2 separate regions of the Homo sapiens genome follow, and region 1 is linked to region 2. Evidence: chromatin loops called from intact Hi-C (ENCODE). Cell type or tissue: heart right ventricle. All regions are shown on one strand. Each heading gives the region's core, and the rest is flanking DNA. Links, peaks and the distances in the headings are about the cores only.

Region 1 (12,381 bases), core at 2,499-10,498, 75 kb before region 2:
AGTTATCTGGGAGGTGTATTAGTCACTGCTACCTTAGCAACAGTCAGCTTATCAGATAAAGTCTCAGAAAGTGGGATCTTGAATGAATGGTACTCACAGAGGCCAGTTTTGGTTAAGAGTACAAAGATGGGCCAGGACTAAGTGAGGAGATCCAGTGGAGCTAGCAGGGAGGGCCACAGGGGAGGGCCACGTACATGACTGTGGGATGAATTCAGCCTTGACTCAGTTCCTACTTCCACCAAAGTAAGGAGTGTACAGCATCATTGTGCCATCTGGATATTTTTGTTTCACGGAAACTCCCTAGATGTTAACCACATCCTGTTTTCCTTCAAAGCATCACTTAAACATACAGTGTTTAGCATACAGAGTGGGGATACTAAGTCTTCTTTCTCTACATCTCCAGCATTCCTTGATCCCAACTTAATTCTCTCCACTTAATTTTGACGAAAAATTTAACTTTCTACCTTCTTCTTGGCTCCATAGCTACCTTTGCATCACTGAAGACTCACAAATGGTTTCTGCCTCACAATGAGCTATCCACTCTATGTCCTAACCTTTGGAGGTATAGAAGGGGGAGGATTTGAAAGTTGAGTCTTTCCATTTTCCTTTCCCACAGGTTTCAGATAGTAGCTGAACATGGCATAGAAATTTAGGAATTTCTCTTCCTCAACAACCCCACCTGACACAAGCATCAGCCACGGTGAGCTTGGCGATGATCTCCCTTCCCCTTTGCTACGTAAGTGTGTTCTTTGATATGACTCAATTAACCAAAAATTAGCCATCATGTATCTTTAAATGGCTATTGACAACGATTTCTGCTAGATAAGTGTTCTCTCGGGTCGTGTCCCTGACTAACCTGAGCTTACGACCTACCCAGAAAGGTTAGAGAGATATACCAGAACCAGAGTGATAGATTGCCCATAGAAAGCAAGCAAGAGTTGGACACAAAGTGCTGAATGAGTGATAGAGAATATATGATCTTTGTTGTCCCAGTATCCTGTACTTCCTTTTTTGGTAGCTTTTATTGCAATTGTAATGAAATTAATTATCTGGATGTTATTTAACATCTTGCCTTCACCTTTTCTTTCACCTTCCCTTTCACATCCCCTGGGTGCAGGGTCCTGGCTTGATTTTACTTACCATTGTATTCCCAGAGGAACACAATAGGTTCAGAAGTTCAGAAAAGTGAGCAGTCGCTGTCCATTGTGAGGCTTAACAACCATGACCATTAGGGAAGGCTTCCCAGAGGTACTTCAATTCTAGCAAAGGGAAAGTCCAAAGATTGCTATGGATTAGTCAGGTGGTCCTAAGCCTTGGTCTACACCACAAGACTTCAATGACATACTTTTCAATCTGGGGATCTCCAAACTGTTGTTAGGTCAGGAAATAGTGGATGCCTCACATCCTAGTGTGACTTGGACAGATGGCCAATATAATCTGGCTTAACCTGTTCCTATGTGTGGTCCAGATTAAAGTCACCACAGAAACATATCCAGTTTCCATGGGTTTGGCATGATGGCAGCCTGAACTCTCAAGCAGTTCCCAAACTCTAGTTTGTTAACTGTTGCTTAAATAAGGGATCTGAACATTTGGAAAGTAGCTCCATGCAGCACCATATCTCCGAAATTTCTCACTGTCTTCAATGGAATAGGTCTTTGTCTTTCATTCTTGTATCCAACTCTCCTAGGATTCAAAATAAGATGGCAGTCGACCCTTCTGTGGGATCCATAACTGTAGTACAGTGTGAATGGGAAGGAATCTTCAACCATAAATAGGTTTTTTAACCTTCTCTGCTCCTCCTGGAAAAGAAAGGCAGGCAGCTGGTAGAACATTTCTGCACTGTTCTCAATTAACTTTTGCTTGTTCCCCTCAGTGAGAAGAGAATGAGCCATCTCCACCCAACTGTGCTGTGACTGGAGCACATTAAGATGCACAAATAGCAGCCTAGCCTTTGAGTCTTTCTTTTCATATTTTTGCAGACAGCTTCAGTCCAAATAAGGTTCTTACTCCTCCTGAGATAATTCCTAACATTTCTAAATGGGTTTCAAATTCCCCACCAGTTCCACTATCAGTAATGAGCACCATATTTCACAAATGGGCCCGTGAGTTGTGCAGATGCACATTTTGTAACTGTATTCGGTTTCATTTTGAAATATTTTCAGGAACTCTGGAAAATAAATTATTTAGAAATGGAGGGGATAAACACCACATTACAATTATAAAGTGAATATGGAGGACTAAGAAAAATTAAAATAAAAACACTCACTAGCAACATTCTAGAGTTATTTTACTCTCCTCTGCCTTGGAATATTATGCATTTTGTTCTACTCAGGTGATTTTTGAGCTGCATTTTAAAAATTACTTTGAGTCTTGAATATGTTCTGTGGTGATAGAAGTTTGCCTTTGAGGGTGAACTTTAAATTTAGGGGGCTGCCCAAAGGACAGAAATAGCCCAATGAATAAGGTAGATGATTATGGTAGATGATATCAATTTAGTTGAAAAAAATAAATGGAAATGGAAAAGATTTTCTCCAAATGGATTTTACGTTGCAGCATGTGAAGGCTAATAAATACCGTAATCTCTGAAAATGACTCTTTTAAGAGGTTGACTCTAGATTGGCATGCTTTTTTCTTTTCTCATAGAGGCTATATGTATTGTGTTTTTATTTGTCCTCTCATTTACCTGGAATTATGTACCTAAATAGTGCAGCTGGAGCTGGATCTCACAAGCATCCTGGAATTCTGGTCCACTTCAAACAAGTATTTGATTACATCAAATGTAGTTAATTAAGATAATTACATTGTGCTTTTCCTCAGAAGAATACTAGAAGAAAATAAAAAACAGAAAAAACCTCCTGTATTAATAAATTAAATATTTGAAATGCTTCTGGAAGTGTTAAATTATCTTCAGGTGGGCAAACTTGTTCTAAATTCAAGCCCAGGTGGTACCTTACATTTTTTGGGGGGCGGAGGGGCGCTTCTCCTAGAGCATGGATTCAATTAAAGTTGCCTGACAGTGAAAAATCAACCTATTCTAAGATGCAGGCGAAGCTTTCTTCCATAGCAAAAGCACTGTTCTGCTTCTTGGCTTCAGTCATTGCTTTGTTTGCACTTTTTTTCCCTAAGTTCACACTTAAGGCACATTTTAATGCCTGTGACCACCACCTATTTCCTGTTATTGTGTTTCTTATGATAGGCTGCCCTCCTTGGAACTCTTATCTTCTCATCATCTCTGAGTCCTTTTAGTTGAGGTGAATTTGCCAGAGGCAGGGAAAACTGAACGAGCTCTGTTCATATTTGAATGGGAACCACACCATAGTATACTAAAATAAAGCATGACTATCCAATGTGTTTACCACTTTTGTTGTGGTTTTATTGTTGTGTTGTTTTAACTGTGAGCCCGAATTGGAACTTTTTAAAATTTCAGACTTCTATTTTTCCCCTTTGTCTTTTTTTTTTTTAAATCTCCAAGCTTGGACCTTAATTTGTCAACAGATCTCTTTCACATTATTTTTGGCTAAAGGCAGAAAGAAATTGTGTTGAAAAATATTATGAGAATACCTCTCCTGCTAAGTTTTGAGCCCAATATATATAGTAGACTCCAGAGGTTTGGATTATTCAGTTAAGATTGAATAAAACATCCAATGTTTTAGATTATCTGCTTAATTAAATCCCAACGCTGAACTGCTAGAGGTTTTCTTATCTAGAATGAACTAAGTGAATATTACAGAGTGACCTAAGTTGTAGGCAAGTGAGCTACTGCTTATATGTGAAGGGAATCCAAAACCCAATTGGTATGTCTTCATAACATGGCTAAGGACAAGTTGAGTTTATGTACATTTCTAAGGCCAATAGACGGTTTGCAGGACACTTGTTTCTGACATGATTAATATATGAAACGTGTCTGAATTAATCTGATTATTTTACCAAGCTATATTTATTTCAAGATGAATTATTTAAAAAACCTATTTAACTGGTAAAAACTTGGATTCTTAAGCTCGGAGGAACAAGCAATTTAAAAAATTTCTCAGCATATGAACAATGGTAGCAATTAATTTAATAAACAGTTTCTGAGAATCTACTCTATATTAGATGCTGTGATAGGCATTAATGATAGTGGAAGCAGAAAGACAATATTCCTCCCTTCAAAGAGCTCTGTCTAATCAGAGAGACAGCCAAGTAAATACACATTTTTAATTTAAATGTGCTATGAGCTTTAACACAATTATGTAGAAAGCTCTGTGGGGGCAACGAGGTTGCACATCTAATATTGTAGGTGACACTTTACATGAACTACTCAGTGGTTGCAAGATGTACACTAAATCCAGAAGGAAGAGTAAGAATTTCCTACAAGATGAGAGGCTAAAAGGAAGTAAAAGGGAATTAATTTCAGAAATGACATCATATGCTAGATGACAAACTAGAAAACCAAAGGCTGTTATTTATGTATCTTCACATTATATTTTATCTGTATTACACTGTATGGCATATTATACAACATAGATTATCTGTGCCTTAGTTTTTTAAGTGTAAAATTGGTATAATGATAGGTTTTTCTGAAGACTAAATATATTAGTACATATGAAACACTTAGGAAAGTGCTAAGAATACAGCAAATTAATATATATTAACTATTATATTAGCTATTATTTTCATGTTTATCCGTTCCCACTGATAATGCATAGCAAAAGCACAGGGTGGTTGATCAATGTATTCACTTATTCAGGAATATTTATTGAGCATGTACTATGTGCCAGATACTGGGGATTCCAAAGTAAAAAGACCATAACCTCCCCTCACAGTGCTTAAAATTCCAATACTGAGATGAAAGAAAGTAAATCATCACACAAACAGCGGTGTAAATTTAGAGACTAATAGACATTGAAAGAGCAGGAAAATGCTTGAAGGTGGGCAGGAGACGCTTCACTTGTTGTCATTGTTGGATTCCTCCTGAGAGACACAGTAACCTAAATGTTAAAATGAAGACAGCCCTATAAAGGCCTGAGGTAGGAAAAAGTTTGGTATGTCCCAGAAATAGCCAGGAGGCCACTGGGATTGGAAGACAGATAATGAGAGGAAGAGAAATAGTAGATAAGGCTGGAGAGACAGGCAGGGGCTAGATCACATAGGGCTAGATAGGGGAGGTAAGAAACTTGGATTTCATTTCAAGTGTAATGGAAAGTCCCTTCCAAATGAATAAGATCTAAGAGGCACAGTCAGTCAGTCTTTCAAAAACTTCTTCACTTACCTCACCGTGTCATCAAGCCCCCAATATAACTTGCCTGAACTGTTGGTTTCTTCATATTTTTCCATTCCCCTTCAAAGGGCAAAGCCATCGTGTTACCAGGAAACCATGGAGGAAATGTCCCAGGTGCCCCATTAAGCTTCACAGTTAAAAAAGTGAAAAAGACAATTCTTGATCTCAAGAAGCTCATGGCCCAGAGGGATAAATAGACACATAGGAGACATGAAGCCATGGAGTCGTGAGTGTGGCGATTGAGACAAGCATAGAGAGAGTGCTGGGGGAGCCTAAGGGAGCTCCACGTTACTCAGGGCGCTGGCCTAGGCCTTCTGAAGAAAGTGGTGAGTATGAGTTAGTAGGCAAAGACAACTGCATGGGAGAAAGTGGCAAGGTGCAGGTTTTCCAGGCAAGGTGAGCAATCCTGAGGGAGAGTCCGGAAGCCAGAAAGCACAGTGCTTTCTTGAGAAGGAAGGGAATTCAGCATGACTTGAATTGGAGCCCAGTGCCTTAATTTAATTCAAATTTTGGTGCTGCTTCTACTCCTTCACATTTTTCTTAACCTTCCTTTCTTCTGGATCCATACTGCTTTGTTTGGCCATTACTGACATGGTTATCAATCTAATCTTTAATAACAATGATTTTTGGCAAGATACTGACTCTGAATATTGATCTGCTCACATGTAAAATGGGTTACAAATTCGTATATCACGGTGAGGTTGTGAAAATTAAATCCACATCTCACAGTGTGGGTTAATAAGTAATCCACACCTCATGGGGATGGACACTAGCAGAGCAGCTGGCATACAGAAAGGGATCAATGCAGATTCATCTAGTTCGATTCCTCAGTTGTTTTTAAGAGAATGCTCAAATTCCACAAACCTCTAATACTTTCTATTATAGTACTTACTAAAGATCTTCTCATTCTTTCTAAATTTTCCTCAAGCTCTCTGTACTGTTTTACTACTCTTGTCCACATTTGTCTATCCTTCCTTTATCAAAATGGATTCACTGGCTATTTTTTGAAAGCACTCATCTCTTGCTTTGAAACCTTCTCTCAGGCTTACAAGTCTTCTTTACAATACTTGCAAAGCATTTACTTCTTCATTATCCTATACAGCTAGTCTTCTATCATGTAGGATAGGAAGAGAAATTGTGACTTCTTTCAGAATATAGCTTTTGAAAATATTTCACTTAATAAAATAACTGTGATAAACCTTTCTTTTTCTAAAAAAAAGACTGAGATAGGTTTAGAATTTTTCTATTTTTCTCCATTATCTTAGCATTTTTGATGATTCAAATGAATGCCGCTAGAGATTTTTTCCTATCCCCATTTTTTTTGCATCAGATCTTTGAGGAAATGAAAAATAGAATGGGGATAAACTTCGGTCCAAGTTTACTGAACAAATACCTATGACATGACTGTTATGTTCACACCCTCTATGAATCTTTGTGGTTGAAGGCTTAGTGTCGAATTTCCCAGTGTTCTGGAAAGCTTAGGCAGATGAGGTACAAGTTGTATGCCAGGACCGTCAGAGAATCTATTTATTTGGACACTGGCTAAGATAGGCTAGCTGGCATCTATATCATAGATGAAAACCAAGGTATCACTAAATTTAATAACACACCCCAAGCAAGTTCTTGTATGCTCATGATCTCATTTTGCCAGCTGTTTCCTTCTATCCCATTTGGCACCAAGATTTTTAAAGACACATTTTGTTCCAGACCTTAAGGGATAACTGCTGGCAGTAAATTTTTCATATATAAAATTCTTTTGTCCACTAAAATAGTTGCTCCTTGTTCAGCTTTCTTACTGCCAGTGTGAATGGAAGATATTTGACTCTGGATATAAAGGGCATGTAGTCTTTTCCTCTACTTCACTATCAGAAGGTGAGCCCATGATATACAAGAGAGGAAAACTAAAATTCCACACAAGGTACTAGTGAGTCACATTGAGCAGCAGCACACATTCTATCTTACCCCTCCTTTGGTTCTTTGGGATCTAAAGCGTCATTTTTTTCACCTCATTTTAGGGAGCTGGTTTGGATTAAAGTCACATACAAACTGAGCCATCTCCAACATCTACATCAGGAAGTAACTCTAACTCAAGATAGAGGTCACTGGAGGGGCAACAGGTTTGTATTGCTTATTCTGGCTTCTCTTTTCGTGTACTGGAGATCATTTGGAAGAGCTACCAGTGACTGACCCTTTATAAGCATTATATTTTGAAATAAAAGCGATTGCTTGCTCATTAGCACTTCCCTTGATGAAGTATACAAGTGTCAGGTAAAACAAACTGAATCCTGCTCATGATGGATTGGAATGGACATTCCATTGGGAGATATCTGAGCCAAAACCACAAGGCTTTGGCTCCTAGTTGCTCATGAAGCTTCTAATTGACTTTCATACCACTTGCCAATTATTGCTCTTAAGAACAGTCCTTGAAGTAGAACTTTGATGGGCTTGTGCATTTCTAATGCTGAAATTCATTTGATCTGTAGTGTCTCATGGATTTTACCCACCAAATTCATTTAGAAGCATTATGTGCTATTTAATGGGAGATTATATTTGAAGAGTTAATATAATATGAAAATCTAAATAATTCACCATCTGTAAAAATGATCACTTAACTACACCTTTTGAAAGGCATTAGAATACAATATTTACAAAAGTATATTTTTCAGATTTAGGATGTTTTTGTGTATTAAGTAAATTGTAAAAAAATCTATTGATAGTTACACTGATTTTAAGATTACTCATTGTAAAGCTTTAAAGTATGAAGTATATTTAAGTATCAAAAGTCTTATTAAAATTATCTTCATTTCTTGCATGGAAATATGTTCAATTCTCCGTATTTTAAAAGGAAAAAAATAGACAAATGGGCATATTGGTCAAAAAATTAGAAATAAATACTCATTTTTAATGTATTCGAATTTGTGAAAGGTTTATTCCACTGACCATATCTTCCTGAAATTTTAGAGAAATGAATTCAAAAGGTTTTCTATGCATGTTTGTGGCTTCGTAAGTAGGAATGCTATCCAGCAGACATTTATTTAAAAAGCTATCTATAATTATGAGAGCAATCTGACTCATTTCTTCTGCTGGCAGACTGAATCAGAGACTACTTTTGGACTAACGTCAAGCAGTTATATAGAATATTTTGTAAAAGTCAGATAAGTAGTAATGTTCTGCATTTTTCATCCCATTTATATATAAATAAAACATGATTATATAAATTGCTGAAATAAAGATTGTAGCTATTTCTTTACTCAAAGTACTCTGGATATGTTTGTGAATAAAGAACAAAGGAACATTAATCATAGACTATGAGAAAATATGTTTCAATTGTCTTTATCTATATTCATTCACTGACTGAATACATTTTTCACACTGGAGAAATGCACAGATGATTAAGCCCAGGGCTTAAATACATATAGGGCATTCTAGAAAAATTCACCAATGTTAAAGCTATGGTCCTTAATTTCAAGTTGCTTTAAAAACTAATTTAATGTGTTATTTTCTTAGAAATTTATATCTTTATTATAGAAATTTTAAATAATACATGTAGACTAAAGAGGAAAACATTATCAATCCCCTTCATCACTCATGTTATGCAGATTTTCAGTCTTTCAGATGTAGGCATCTATCTTTAAAATGTCTTTGTTATAGCTTAAGGATTACTTCCCGGAGAGACCTTAATTATCTAATTAGGTTTGGCCTATTAGAATAGAAATCTCATTATGCATTACATTCTGTAAGTTTTTGGTGTACTTTTAAATTTTTCTCTCTCACACCATAAAGAAAAACTCCACGAGCTGGGACTGTATGTTTTCTATTTATTATTTTATTCTCAGTATCTTGTATAGCAGTTCACATAAATGTATGTCCAATTATTTCTTCCACAAAGAATTATCAAGTGTTTTTAATTGGCATAAAAAAGAAAGGAAACAAAAACAAACGAAAATACCAGAAAACCCTCAGGTTAATAGTTGATATACTGCATTACAATTCTAGAATCATACCTTTTTATACTGTTGAATATTTTCACATATAAACATGATCTGTCTTTTTATAAACATGGTCTTTCTATTTACTCAATGCATTTTTCATCCCTCCATAAAGTTAATTTTCTTCATCTAAGTCCTACACATTTCTACTTACGTATTTCGTCTCTTGTTGCTACTTGCTATGGTCTGAATGCTTGTGTCCCTCCAAAATTCATGTTGAAATCTAATCTCCAATGTTGGTATTAAGAGGTGGGGGGGTCTTTGGGAGGGTACTAGGTCATGAGGGCAGAACCTTCATGAATGGGATTAGTGTTCTTACAAAAGAGGACTGAGGGAGCTTGTTTTTCTCTTCTGATATGTGAGAAAACATGGTGTAACTTTTCCTCTAGGACTTTATGTTTTTAATTATTCTTTTCCTTGAAGTACTTTTGACACCTTAGACAGAAAAATGAACTAAGACTGCTGGCCATGATGGCTCACAACATACCTGAATCCCGGCACTTTCGGAGGCCGAGGTGGGTGGATCACTTGAGCCCAGGAGTTTGAGACCAGCCTGGGTAACACAGGAAAACCCTGTCACTACAAAAAAGACGTATTGTCATCAGACAATACATCTGCTGACACCTTGATCTTGGACTTCCCAGCCACCAGAACTGCGAGCAATAGATTGCTGTTGTTTATATATTACTCAGTCTAAGGCATGTTGTTATACAAGCTCGATTGAACTAAGGCACTACTTTTATCAGGACTATTTGCCATTAAATTTTTAGAACAATTTTTAAATAAATTAGCATAAAAAATTCACTTCTATGCAATTTTTTGTTGGTCGCTAATCTCTTTAGTTATTTATGAAAGTTTTTCAATGGGTTCTCTTGAGTTTTCCTGGCAGCACATAATATAATACGCACATGATGATACTTTTTATCACCTTCTTTCAAATATTTATGTGACCTTTATTTTTCCTGATTCTGCATTGGCCAGCATATTGTGAGTAATTTAAGGTAAGAGTGAGTATAGTGATGGTCCTTGTCTTTTTCATACTTCAATGGCATCATTCCTTGGATTCTATTTTTAAGAAAAATAGTTCTGCTGCTTTGAGACAGATTTTAAAAATCATGTTCAGAAATTTTTAAAATTTGTTTACTAATAGTTTTTATGAGAAAATATTACATTTTCTCAGTGGCTTATTCTGTGAAATCTGTGAAGATGATCTTCTAGAGTTTTTTCTTTTGATTTTGTTACTATTTTCAAAATTAGGTTAGTGTATTGAATTATCTTTTTATTCCTCGAATACATTCTCCTCTTTTGCTATTATGATTAAAAATATTTTATTACTTTCTATTGGCTGACATTATGTTTGTGTTTTTTGTATCTATTTTCTTAGGGCAAACTGTCATAGAGTTCCCTCAGTGAGGGTTGTTATAAGCATTTTGCTGGATTCGAGTAACATGAGGCAGTACATAACTTGTCTGAGAAGCTTAAAGCTCTTGTTTCCTTCATTGTCATTTAGTTCACTCTCTGCCCACGTGTTATACACTTACGTTTCTTCTAATTTCAGCTCCTAAATACTTAATACCTCTTTAAAAATTCTCCTTGCTGCCTTTTGATCTTAATTGACTAGAAAACAACTTTCATATTTAGTTTAGTCTAAATCAGATTTATAGAAACTTCATCAAAAAGCAATAAACCCATATTAACAAAATAAAAAATACAAGAAGGTTCTAAAAACATTGAAAAATACTGTCTGAAAGTGGTGAGTATAATCAAAATTGGATTAATGTCTTTATGCTGCCATTTATTAGCCTTGAGACATTGGGAAAATTATTTAACCTATTACCTCAGTTTGCATATTTGCAAAATGTTACTTAACAGTGCCTAGTTATAGTTGTGCTGTGAGGTTTAAATGAGATAAGGAATATAAAGCGTGTAGCAAAGTGCTTGGTACATGGGAACCACTCTGGAGAAGTTAACTCATATTACTATACCTGGACTAAATATATTTGCTGGTTTGTTTTTTAATTACTGTATCAATAAGAAGAAAAACAGAACTGGTATAGAAAAAAATAAACTATGTAATTCAATGTTATAAAGCCAACTAATTAAGAATAAATTGTGGCAGATAATAGAATTATATATAGAACATAAGCTCCAAGATAAAGATTCAAATTATTTACAGATAATTACATTTAAATAATCAATGTCAAATTTTCCACTTATATGTGTTGTGTGTATATTATTGTACTCTGAAATATAAATTTGGCATTTCTGACAAGATTTTGTTGTTCTTAACTTTTTAAGGCTGAAGGCATTTTAATATCGCTATTTTTAATTTTTTAACTTAAAGATTTTCATAAAAATTGGTTACTATAAAGTTGTATTAGCTAATTTACAATGTATTGTATTATTGACACAAATTTTTAGACTTTGCTGTTAAATTATGAGTGTATTGCCATCTAGCCAGGCTAACATTTTATAATTTTCTCTAAAATTATAATGACAGCCAGTAACATGGTTATGTTCATTCTTAATAAATTAATGATGCTGAAGAGTCAAGATTGAGAGTGCAACCAAAAACCAATAAGTTTTATATTAATAAATGACACACAGGGTCTTAGAAAAAGAGGTATCATAACTTTCATTTGGAAAAATAGATTTAAAAACATATTTACTAAAATCTTGCTTTACTGGGGGTGAAAAGAATCAGAGATTTCCAAAAGTAAAATCAGTATTTATATACCCACATGCTTACAATAATCTAGATCAATATATTTCTATCTTTAATGTGTAACGTTTCCCCCAGGACTTTATATTTTTTTTATTATTTTGCTTGAAGTGTTTTTATGGCTTAAATAGAAAAATGAGCTAAGACTGTTGGGTGCAGTGGCTTTCACCTATAATCCTAACATTTTGGGAGGCCAAGGCAGGTGAATCACTTGAGCCCAGGAGATCAAGACCAGCCTGGGCAACATGCGAAACCCTGTATCTACAAAAAATTTAAAAAATTAGCTGGGTGTAGTGACCCATGCCTGTAGTCTCAGGTACTTGAGAGGCTGAAGTGGGAGGATCACCTGAGCCTGGGGAAGTTGAGACTGTAGTGAGCCATGACTGCGCCACTGCATTCCAGCCTGGTGACAG
Region 2 (12,381 bases), core at 1,619-9,618:
GTGAAGGTTTTGGTTCCACAAAACTGTCCCTACTTCAGATGCCAATCACAAGCCATCCATAACCTTTGCGTTCCCAGAAACCACTTCTTGGGTTCAATTACTTTGCTAGAGTGCCTCACAAAATTTAGGGAAAGACTTCACTTATGTTTACTGATGTATTACAAGGGATGTTACAAAGGATACGTAGAGGGAAAAGATCCATAGGACAAGACATGTGGGAAGGGACCCAGAACTTACAAGCCCTCTCTAGGTGCGCCACCCTCCAGACACCTCCAAGTGTTCAGCTGTCCAGAGGCTCCCCAAACCCCACTCTTTTTTTTTTTTTTTGAGACCAAGTCTCGCTCTGTCTCCCAGGCTAAAGTGCAGTGGCGCGATCTCGGCTCACTGCAAGCTCCGCCTCCCGGGTTCACGCCATTCTCCTGGCTCAGCCTCCCGAGTAGCTGGGACTACAGGCGCCCGCTACCACGCCCGGCTAATTTTTTTGTATTTTTAGTAGAGACGGGGTTTCACCGTGTTAGCCAGGATGGTCTCCTGACCTTGTGATCCTCCCGCCTCGGCCTCCCAAAGTGCTGGGATTACAGGCGTGAGCCAGCGCACCCGGCCCCTTTTGGGTTTTTATGGAGGTTTAATTGCATGGATGTAATTGGTTACATCACTAACGTGAGTTATCAACCTAACCTTCAGCCACGCTCTCTTCCCCGGAGGTCGGGCCCTATTCTGAGCTATGCTGGAGCCTGCCAAAAGTCACCTCATTAGAACAAAAGATGCTTCTATCACCCAGCAAATTTCAAGGGATTTAGGAGCTCAGCACCAGGAACTGGAATCAAAGACCAAATAGGAAAACAGAAGAGTGTCCTAGCGCCCCTATCGACAGGGGTTTTTGAAGCTCTGTGTCAGGAACTGGGGGCAGAAACCAAATATATATGTGTGTGTGTGTGTATATATATAATATCACAATATTACAATATGGTTAAGGATTTCCAGAAAAAAAATACGGATAAGAAGAGAAATGAAAGACATCGTTTTAAATCAGTGGAATTTCTAGAAAAGAAAAACACAATGTTTGAAATGAAAAATTAATTGTATCGGCTTCATAGAAGATTAGACATTGGAAAAGTAAAAAACAGTAAAACTGAAGATATGACAAGAGAATAATTCTGAAATGAAAACAGAGAGAAACAGGTTTAAAAAAAAGTGACTAAGTCTCGATGACTTGTGACATCAAGTGGTAGAACATGGAGATCCATAGGCCAGGCGCAGTGGCTCGCGCCTGTAATCCCAGCACTTTGGGAGGCCAAGGCAGGTGGATCACTTGCAGTCTGGAGTTTGATACCAGCCTGGCCAACACGGGGAAACACTATCTCTACTGAAAATACAAAAAATTAGCCAGGTGTGGTGGCATGCACCTGTAGTCCCAGCTACTCCAGAGGCTGAGGCAGGAGAATCGCTTAAACCCAGAAGGTGGAGGTTGAAGTAAGCTGAGGTTGCACCACTGCATTCCAGCTTGGGCAACAGAGTGAGACTCTGTCTCAAAAAACCAAAACAAAAACAAAAAAACAAACAAACAAAAAAAAGAGATCCAGAAGTAAAGTGGAATTGAAAAAGAATTGAAGAAATAATAACTGCAAGTTTATAGTCCCATGAAGCTAAATAATCTCAAATATAATAAAGAAATAAAATAACACTGAGTCACATCACAATCAAAAGGCTAAAAACTAGAGATAAGAGACAATCTTAAAGAGGCAGAGTAAAAAAGATGGACATATTACCTACAGGCAAGTAAAGTTAAAATTAACCACATGCTTTTAAGAAAACAATGGAAGCCAGAGTTTAGTGAAGTAATAATTTTAAAGTTCTGAAATAAAAAAATTCAATGTGAAATTCTACATCTAATAAAAATATTTTTTAGAAATAAGGGAGAAATAAATATTTTTAGACAAAGAAACCTGAGAGATTTACTGTCAGTAATGTGTACTGTAAGAAATATTAAAGTTTTCCTCAGGTAGAAGAAAAATAAGAACAAATAGAAACTTGGAAGGCCACCACAAGTAGTAAATATGTGGGTAAATACTGACATTTAAAAATATATAATTAAATGTCTAAATTTTAAAAAGTATGTTGAAATTTATAACACATGTAGAAGTAAAAGTATGTACTAGAAGCACTAACACAAGGATAGAAGATGAAAAATGAAAGTATTTTGTTGTAAAGCTTTTTTATTACACATAATGTGGTATGATATTATTTGAATGCAGGCAGTTATAAGTTAAAGATACTTATTGTAAACTCTAAAGCAATCACTACAAAAATTAGAAATAGAACAGCTAATAATTCAATGATGGAGAAAAAGTATAATATAATATGCAAATATGCTGAACGCAAAAAAGGCAGAAGCACAAGAAACAAATAAAAAGCGTGACAAATAGAAAATAAATAGCAAGATAATAGATTGAAGTCCAACCATACTGATAATCAATTAAATATAAATGGCCTAAATACTATAGTTAAAAGGCAGATAGGTAACTGCCATAGACTGTATTATCTCCCAGAGCTCCAGGAGTCATATTAACTTTGTTTTCCCCACTTTTCCCTCATATCACTGATATGCTGTGGTTTAATCTGAATCAAATTTAAGTGCATGAGACAGAGCTACAGTAGGAGAAATAGCAGCCACCAAGCTGGCTTTAGAGATTTGTAGAAATAGTAATGTCATGTCTATTAAAAAGCCCATTGTGAAGGGAGATCTGCAGGATTTACAAGTTCTCTACCGTGTCACAAGCACCACTAGAACTACCAGTACCACCAGTAAGTATTACAGTGATAGGGAGGAAATAGATGGTGAAGGTTATAAGGTTTGCAAGGAGGAGAGGAGGATTTGCAATATGCAAGATATGCATAAGATGAACAATTATAATGAATCTCTTGATGAGGGAGAAGATAATACAGTAGACAGGGAAGGCCAATAACTGGGCCAGGACCAGGGAATAATCTAGGACAGGTATCAGTAACTAGGTTCCATGGGTCCAATCCAGCCCATAAAATCTAAGATGTTTACTCTCTGGCCCTTTACAGAAAAATTTGCAGCTTCCTGGTATAGAGGGAAGGAAAAAAAGTTGCCTCAAGGAAACCCTGGGGCATCTCCACACTTGCTGCACCCTTTGCCAAGCTGCTGGTGGCTCAGGGCCTGAAATCTCACATTAAACCCTTTTGAGATGTTGCAAGGTCCTGACCTCCTTGACTTCTCTTGGACCATCAGCCCGCTCCTAAATCTCTTGAGGCAGAACCCCCATGTGGGCAGCATTTTGCTTCTTGTTTGCCAAGTTTGCAATTTTAGCTCCTCTCTCTCTCTCTCTCTCTCTCTCTCTCTCTCTTTCTGAGAAAGAGTCTTGCTCTGTCACCCAGGCTGGAGTGTAGTGGTATGATCTCGGCTCACTGCACTGCAGCTTCCACCTCCTGGGTGCAAGTGATCCTCCTGCCTCAGCATCCTGAGTAGCTGAAATTACAGTGTGATCTCGGCTCACTGCAACCTCCACCTCCTGGGTGCAAGTGATCCTCCTGCCTCAGCCTCCCGAGTAGCTGGAATTACAGGTCGCACCACCACACCCGGCTAATTTTTGTGTTTTCAGTAGAGGTGGGGTTTTGCCATGTTGCCTATACTGACCTCGAACTCTTGGCCTCAAGTGATCCACCCACCTTAGCCTCCCAAAGTGCCGAGATTACAGGTGTGAGCCACTGCACCTGGCCTCTATCTTTCTTTAATAAAGACATGGCACTAATTGAATAAAATCCAGAGGTTGTCAGACTGGAAAAAAAGAACTCACTATTTCTGTCCATAAGAAACCTACTTAAATATAAAGACATATTTAAAAGACAGAAAAAGATGTAGCAGGCAAGGACTATTCATGAAGAAATAGGAGTGGCTATATTAGTATCCAGAAAATGTAGGCCCAGGACAAGCATTATTGCCAGACATAAAGTGGGACATTTTGAGTCAATTCATTAAGAAGCAGTAACACTCCTAAATAAGTATGTGCTAAATAACAGAGCTTCAAAATACATCAACTGAAAATATAGAAAATCAACAATTATAACTGGAGATTTCAACAATCCTCTTTCAGTAAATGATACAAGTGGCCAAAAATACCAGGAAGAATGTAAAAGACCTAAACAATACTATCAAACAACTTGACATGTGATATTTATAGAACAAGTTACTCAACAACAGTAGAATATGTATTCTTTTCAGGTGTACATAATAAATTCACCAAGTCTCTAGAAAGCTGATGACTTAAGTATTACAGACTGTTTTCTGACTACAATGAAATTAAATTGGAAATAAATAATAAAAAGATATCTGTAAAAATCCCCAAATATTTGGACATTGAGTAATACATTTTTAAATAACCAATAAATCAGTTAACTAATAATAAGGAAAATCAGAATATATTTTGAAGTGAATGAGCATAAAGACACAGCATGACAAAATTTGGGGGATGCAGCTAAAGCATCCTTAAAACAATTTAGAATTTTGAATGTGTATATTAGAAAATAAGAAAGTTCTCAAATCAGTGATGTACATTGCCATCTAAAGAAGTTAGACAAAGCAGTTGAAATAAACATAAAAGTAATAAAGAAATCAGTAAAATAGAAAACAGATAAACCATAGAGAAAATTAATAAAGCTAAAATGTGTCTCATTCCAAACATCAATAAAATTAAAAATACTTTTAACTAGACCAGTTAAGCGCACACACACACACACACACACACACACACACACAAAGCACAAATTACAAATATCAGGAATGAGAGAAGTCGACATCACTCTAGATTCTGTTGTAGCTAAGATGACCTCAGTGATTCCCACTTCTTGGTATGCATGCCTTTGTGTATTCCACTCCACATTGAGAGAGAGAAGAAATATAACCAAAAAGATACTGTGGAAATAACCAAGTGTCGCTTCCAACATTAGGCCTTAAAGATGTTTTCCACTGGATCACTCACTCTGGGAGAAGCCAACTGTCATGTCCTTACCACAAACAAGAAGCTAAGGCTTCTTCCAGTCAGCCCTTCAGATGGCTGCAGCCCTAGCTGACCCTCCTTCCAGTCAGCCCTTCAGATGACTGCAGCCCTAGCTGACATCTTGATGACAACTTCATGAGCGATCCTGAGCCAGACCACTCATATAATCTACTCTTCAGTTCCTGACGCATTGACTGAGTGAGCTTTTAAATATTTGTTAAACATCTAAGGTTTTGTTTATGCAGCAATAGATAATACCAGTTCTATAGAAAGAAAATAAGAAAATATTATAAGCAACTTTATATCAATAAATATGATGACTTAGAAAACATTGACAAATTCTTTGAAAGACAAAATTGTGACATAAAGAAATGAAAAATCAGAGAAAGCCTATATCCATGAAATCAATTGAATTCATAAATAAAAACAGTTCCACAATGAACTTCAGGCCATGATAGCTTCACTGACTGGTGAATTCTATTAAACATGCTAGAAGAAAACAATACCCATAGTACATAAACTTTTGAGAAAACAGAGGAAAAGAGAACATTCACCAGTTGATTGCATGGAGCCCAACATAACTCTAATATTAAACCTGATCAAGACATAACAATAGAAAGACCAATATCTTCATGAACACATTGTAAACATCTTTAACTAAAAATAGATTGAATCCTAATTTGATTTTGATTTTGATTGTATAATATAGTGGACTTGAAAGAAAAACTAATCTAGGTATGGATATCCTGAAAATGTAGGTGAATGTTTTTTTCTAATATACATTGCTTGAAAACATGATTCCAAATTATAATGGATATTTGACGCTCAGAGAATGTGTCCACTGGGAGTTGTGATTCCCCCTCTCTCATCAGTGAGATGAGTTTAGCCAGTGAGGTTATATCAGGAGGATAGGTACAAATTTACTACTTCTACTACACATTTAATCAACTCTTACCTGCTACTATTGAAGTATTTGACTTGGGAACTCTTCTCTTGACAGAGCTGAGTGTAAGTAATGTTTGCATAGGATGATGATTTATATCTATGTAGTATATTCCTGTAGTGACAATAACAGCGTATACAATATCAGCAAAACAATTTCCCTAAAGAAAGTTTTGAGGGTAAAATGTCAAAAAGTAAACTCCACTTAAATGAAGAACAAAGCAGGCAAAATTGAATTGTAATGCTAAGAAGACTTGGCTTTCTATAAGGGTAAATTTTTGTGACTTGATTATTAAGTTAATTCAAAGGTCCATTACGGATCTGGGAGCTAGGGTTGTCTTAGCTTTGTTTTTTCATCATGATGAAAGTTGAAATTATGCTTTTGTTAACATGAGAGTGATAACAGAAGACACCCTCAGTGTCCCAAGAGAAATGGTCATTGTTATCTAATATTCATGGTTGTTACAATTTAAACTATAATATTCCAATAAGATACATTTTAAACATGTTGGAAAAAAGGTGAGATCATCTAAATTTTGACTGTTTGTTTTCTCCATTTTTCATAGAATGATTTGTTAACATTTCTACTAATATTTACTTAATGGTTGGCTTTGATTTTCAATAAGCACATGTTGTTATAATTGCCTGATCCCATTTATGTACAATCATAACCTCAGAGGTTGACCACACACAGGTAGAAGAGGTGAAATGGGAGATGTACTCCATCCTGCCTTCTGAGACACAGTTCCTATCAGCCTGGCCCCATGCTGTAATTCTTCCATTAGGTTCACCTAAAAGACAAATTGTCTTCAGAAGACCACATAAAAAGCAGAAGCGGAAGTTGAGACATATAACATATTAAGCAAAAATTATCTAAAATTCTGTGAATACACTTATAAGGGAGGAAATGATTGCATTTTGCTTGTAATCCCTGAACAGCCAGGTGGTATTGTCAGGTATGCACAGCTATTTAGGGAACAATTAGAGGGAAACAGAGATGATGAAAGTCAGAGGGGTACTCTTAAGTCAGAGCTTTTCTGCACTTAGGAATTTCCTACCACTTGAAATTGTTTCCAATTCATTTCTAAATTCAGATTCCAATTTCATGCTTTTCTGGAGCCATGTGAAGTGTATATTTTTCAAAAATATTTATTTGATTAAAGGTGTCTGACCCTATTTTCTTTCAACAGAACTTGTGGGTTTGATTCTCGGTGATTTGAGTCTATTTATGGAAATTGCGTGTATCAAAAGTTTGCCTTTCAGCTGGGCATGGTGGCTCATTCCTATAGTCCCATCTACTTGAGACTGAGGTGGGAGGTTTGCTTGAGTCAAGTTCAAGACCAGCCTGGGCGACAGAGTGAGACCCTTTTCTAAATAAATAAATAAATAAATAAAAACAAAGCTTGCTTTTCAACTAGATTAGGAACTCTGAGTGCATGAATCAAGTTACCTCTTTTATTAAATTTTGCAGTTGCATCTATCATGAACTCTGTATACAAATATGAAATGTGAAATATAATTCCTCGATTACTAGCAAATTTCCTTCTGCCATTAACATATATTCCTCCTTCCCTCGAAACACCATACATTTTCCTTTACATTTTTTCTATTCTCCTTTTCTTTTTACCTTCTCTTTTTCAGAAGGAAGTATTTGAGGAATTCTGTCCTGCATCTTGCTTGTTCCTGTGGTCTTGGTGTTTGTCCAAGTGTGAGACCTGAGGCTACACCTCACATTCGCAGCAATTGTCCTCATGTAAGACACACAAAAAGAGACAGCAAGCAGGATTATCCTAGACTTAGTATACGTGACAAGAAAGGCATGAGCTGTAACAAGTAAAAAGCTGTTTTGTTTCAAAAAATAGGGGTTGCTGATGAAGGAATCACATCTGAAAGAAACAACACTTTTCATGGAGGCCAGATGAAAGGAGCTTAGGGTCTTCCAGTGTGTGTGTGTGTGTGCACACTTGGGCATACTATAAATTAGCCTCAGACAGAGGTCTGCTATGAAACAGTTAATTCTGAAAAGTTTTCTATAAACTCCAGTGATAATGTTTCTTTTTCAGGTTCATGGAAAACCAGTTTAGCATCACTAACAAGCCACCTTACGGGTGTAGATAAAGGACTGGCGCCACAACGTCTATATGGACTAAACTTTTCATTTTCATCACTTTTTGGTAAGGACCTGAAAACAAAACTGAGTAACTGCTCTTGCTTGGGATGGAATTGCTCACTGTAGTCTTTGGAAAAAGAAAAGGAAAGGCCAAGAGGTAGCAACAAACAAACAAACAAACAACAAAATCTTGCCTGGTTTGCAGTGGGTCTCTCCCTGTTTCCTCTCTTCCCTTGGCCCTTTAGTGCCCAGGGCCCTCATATCACCCATGGCTTTCTCGAGCTGTTCTGCATCTCAAAATGGGTTTCCATATCATTATCCTTCTTTCAAAGATTTCCCCAGTGGCTCAGGCCTGTAATCCCAGCACTTTGACAGATTAAGGCAGGAAAATTGCTTGAAGCAAGGAGTTTGAGACCAGCTTGGGCAACATAGCAACATCCTGTGTCAACAAAAAATTTTAAAAAAATTAGCTGAGTGTGGTGGCATGCACCTGCAGTACTAGTCACTTGGGAGGCAGGGGTGGGAGGATCGCTTGAGCCCAGGAGTTCGAGGGAGCAGTGAGCTATGATTGCACTCCAGCCTGGGTGACAGAGTGAGACCTAGTCTCTAAAAATAATAAAAATAAGAGATTTCCTTTCTGTCTCTCAGAGAGATAACTCAAATCCAAAAAACTCAACTAAGAAAATTGCCTGTTGATGTTTCAAATCTTGTAGAATGAAGCTTTAAATTGTTTATCAAAGAAATATTTTGGTAGAAAAAGATCCTTTTATATTGGCTTGAAAATAAAACTGCTGCTACAATCTTCCATTTTCTCATATCTCCTATTGGAAACTGGGGAACAGGCCATCTTTGGGAAGCTTTGTATCTTTAATGCAGGAATTGGAAATGATACAACTCCTACCACTTAGGAAAATCAACTTCATGCTAAACATATTCAATGTCTGCTTTGTCTTGATCCTGACAATCAAAATTAAACATTTTTTGACTTCTCAGCTTTTGACACCTCCTCCTGCATGAGGGACAACACCATTCAGCTGTTGGGAGACAACTGTCCTCGAGTCTCATGTGTTCCTGCATTTGTTGTGAGGAGAGGCTCTAACGATCTTTGCTTCAGACTATCTTTCCAAGGATATTCGTATGGTGAACAGCACTGAAGGGTAGAGATGGTGTCTCCCACCAGAGCAGAGGAGAAATTTGTCTTCTGGCCAGTGTAATATAGATACCTTCCTAGAGGGAAAAGGGTGGGCCTATTTGCCTGCACCCCATTAGAAAAGACTGGATTTTATACGCTCTGGGTTCCTTGGCTCTTCATCATCCTTGTGGGATTTGTGGGCATGGAGAACTGAGAACTGGTGCACTCATGAAGGTTATGAAGATCATGCTGTCTTGTATTCCATAAGTGATAAAGTTCTTTGTCACCAACCCAGAAGTGTTCTGTCTTTTGCCAGAATCTATTAAGCTGAGGCGGGCTAGACTGTTAGTTTGCAAACTGGGTAAAATCTCAGATACTTCACAGTTCTTCATGCCAGACAGTTATCTTTAGACTTTTCCAGATGGCAATCAGGAATAAACTCTATTCTCAAACCCTTAGGAATATACGGTTCAAGTTCACTCAAGAACTTGTACCATGATGGGAAGACTAGATAGCCAAGAAGGAAGTTGGACCCCACCTTAAGCCATGTGAAAAATTAACTCAAAATGGATCAAAGATCTAAAAGTAAGAGCCCAAATTATAAAACTCTTACAAGAAAATATACAGACAAATCATGACCTCTGAATTGGTGATAGATTCTTAACTATGATACTATAAACATAAGCAACAAATTAAAATTGGATAAATTGTACTTTATCAACATTAAAAACATTTGTGCTTCAAAGAAAACTATCAAAAAAGTGAAAAGACAACCCACGGATTGGGAGAAAATATTTGCAAATTGTATATATCATAAAAGACTTGCATCTAGAATATATAAAGAACCATTACTACTCAATAATACAAGGACGCCCCAGTTAAAAATCTTAATGCATTTTTCAAAAGAATTAAATAGACATTTTTCAAATAAGATACATAAATGTATAATTAGCACATGAAAAGATGCCCAACATCATTAGTATTCAAGGAAATGTAAATCAAAGTAATTAGATACCACTGCCCACCCCTTTGGTGACCATAATAAAACATTCAGAGAATCGCAAGTGTTAGTGAGAATGTAGAAAATCAGAACCCTCATACTGTGCTCGTGGGAATGTAAAACAGTGCAGCCACTTTGGAAAACACTGGCAGTTCTCAAAAAGTTAAACGGAGCCACTGTATGACCTAGAATTTCCACTCCTAGGTATATATCCCAAATAATGGAAACTGGTACCCACATAGACACTTTTGCGCCAATGTTCATTGCAGCATATTTCACGATAGCCAACAGATGCAAAGAACCCAAGTGTCCATCAACAATGAATGGAGAAGCAAAATGTATTATATCCCTTCAATGGAATATTATTCAGCCATAAAAAGGGATGAAGTGCTAGCACATACTACAATATGAATGAATTTTGAAAACAGTAAGTGAAATGAAAGAAACCAGTCTCAAAAAAGCCACATATAATGCCATTTGTATGAAATGTCCAGAATAGACAAATATATAGATACAGAAGTAGATTCGTGGTTGCTTAAGCCTGGGGATATGGGGAGCTTGGGGTGTGACAGGGAAAGGTTGTGCGACTCCTTTTTGAGGTGATAACATGTTCTAAAATTGTGTGGTGATAGTTGCACAACTCTAAAAATGTCATTAAGTGGTACTGTCTAAATAGGTGAATTTTATGATATGTGAATTACAACTCAATACAACTGTAACCAAAAAAGAGAAAGAAAAAAGAACTCACAGCTCACTCTGCTTCTGCACAGCACAAGACCTCCTTGCTACTCTAGTTCAGCAAGTATCCACCCAGGGACGTGACAAATCCTGCAGTAGCAAATCCACTGGCTGAGTGATTTCGCTCATGCTCCCCTTACATGGGGAAGGGGGTTAAATAAGCAGCTTTACACAATCAATCAATAGCTCTCTTCCTCACATCAGATCCATTTCTTGCATAGAAACTAAAAGTAGCTAATGGTACCTATCCTGGAGGTAGGGTATAGATTATGTAACTTTTTGCTCTTTTTAAGAAAATCTTGCAGATAGGTTTAGCAATCTTTTGTAAGACTATGATGTGCTTAAACATGTGTTATCCTCAGATGCAATTCTAAGACAGGAAAAGTCTCATTTAATACCCTATACATTAATATATAATAATATATTGCAGGTCTTATTTTCTTAGTCTAATATTTTACACTAAAAGCAGACATGCTTCAGGAATAGCCACATTATTGAACACTGCTAAACTATAATTTTGTGCAGAAATTAATATTATAGAATACTATCTGATTATATTTATCAGAAAAAGGACGTTTGCAGCTTAATTTGAATTTTCTATAATTTTCCTTTTTATTCTGTAAATTATGTAATGTATCAACCCCATGAGCTTAACAAGAATTCTTTACTTAGTATCACTAAGAGTCACAGCTGACAAGAGAAATTCTCTTAATAATTTGACATCAGATTTGATTTATTTTTTTAAAAAGCATTTTCTGATTCCTTTATTTTATGAAGTTATATTAATTATTAGATGCTTTTTAAATATTTTCCACGTGTATCCAAAGAACAGGTAATTAGGTTGTCCATTATTTTGATGATACAATTTTATCATCACAAATCCAGATGGGTCACAAAATAAAATTGATCCTAGTATTTAAATATTGTCAGCAAAAAATACTTGAATAATAATTCAATAACTCCAAGCCCCTTTTTTGTAAACATTCTCCAAAATTACATTGGTCGATATCAAGTCTTTTATTTGATAACTGCTGTAGGTAATAGAAAATGAAGAAAATACTGGTGAGCTAAATAAATATTTCTGTTTTCATTGATCTTTTAATCCAGAAAAGAAGAATGAGAAATAAAAATAGTATCACCAGAGCACTGATAAAATGATATTATAAGTGCATTGATGCTGAATTACGTAATAGAAAAATTTGTTAAGTTTGTAGGAGGGGGTGTAGAGGGAAATAGTAGAAAAAAAGGTTACCGAAGGGTACTTAATCTACTTTTATTGTTAATTTATTATGGCAGTTCCATTTGATTTCTTTGTTATTCAAAACCACTGTTTTATAATTTTCTGGCCCAAAGTAATTTTGGCTATCTTATGTGTTGGACAGTTTAAAAGAGTCTGTAGCACCTATTTTCTTTTCAAAAATGCATTGTTATGTTCTGG

What was found. Hi-C counts contacts between places; a loop is a spot of excess contacts. Peaks named below come from ENCODE experiments on the same cell type or tissue, not always from the same donor. Only the 100,000 strongest peaks of a DNase experiment are listed, where the experiment ranks them.
Region 1: it touches region 2 in a loop (24-fold over the local background); 2 of 110 quality-filtered maps call a loop at or near these places.

Annotation. Positions count from the first base shown.
Region 1 is chr4:176,436,625-176,449,005 of GRCh38, forward strand. LOC124900817 (a long non-coding RNA gene) reads left to right here and starts at 6,463. Exons shown (of 4, transcript XR_007058376.1): 1 at 6,463-7,374. In heart right ventricle, for the core only: no CTCF peak of the experiment used is centred there; no DNase peak of the experiment used is centred there; H3K27ac peaks cover 677 bases.
Region 2 is chr4:176,512,278-176,524,658 of GRCh38, forward strand. LOC124900817 (a long non-coding RNA gene) reads left to right here. Exons shown (of 4, transcript XR_007058376.1): 3 at 8,027-8,137; 4 at 9,067-9,437. Among named protein-coding and RNA genes, the nearest start is that of HAFML, 140 kb to the right of the region's middle. In heart right ventricle, for the core only: no CTCF peak of the experiment used is centred there; no DNase peak of the experiment used is centred there.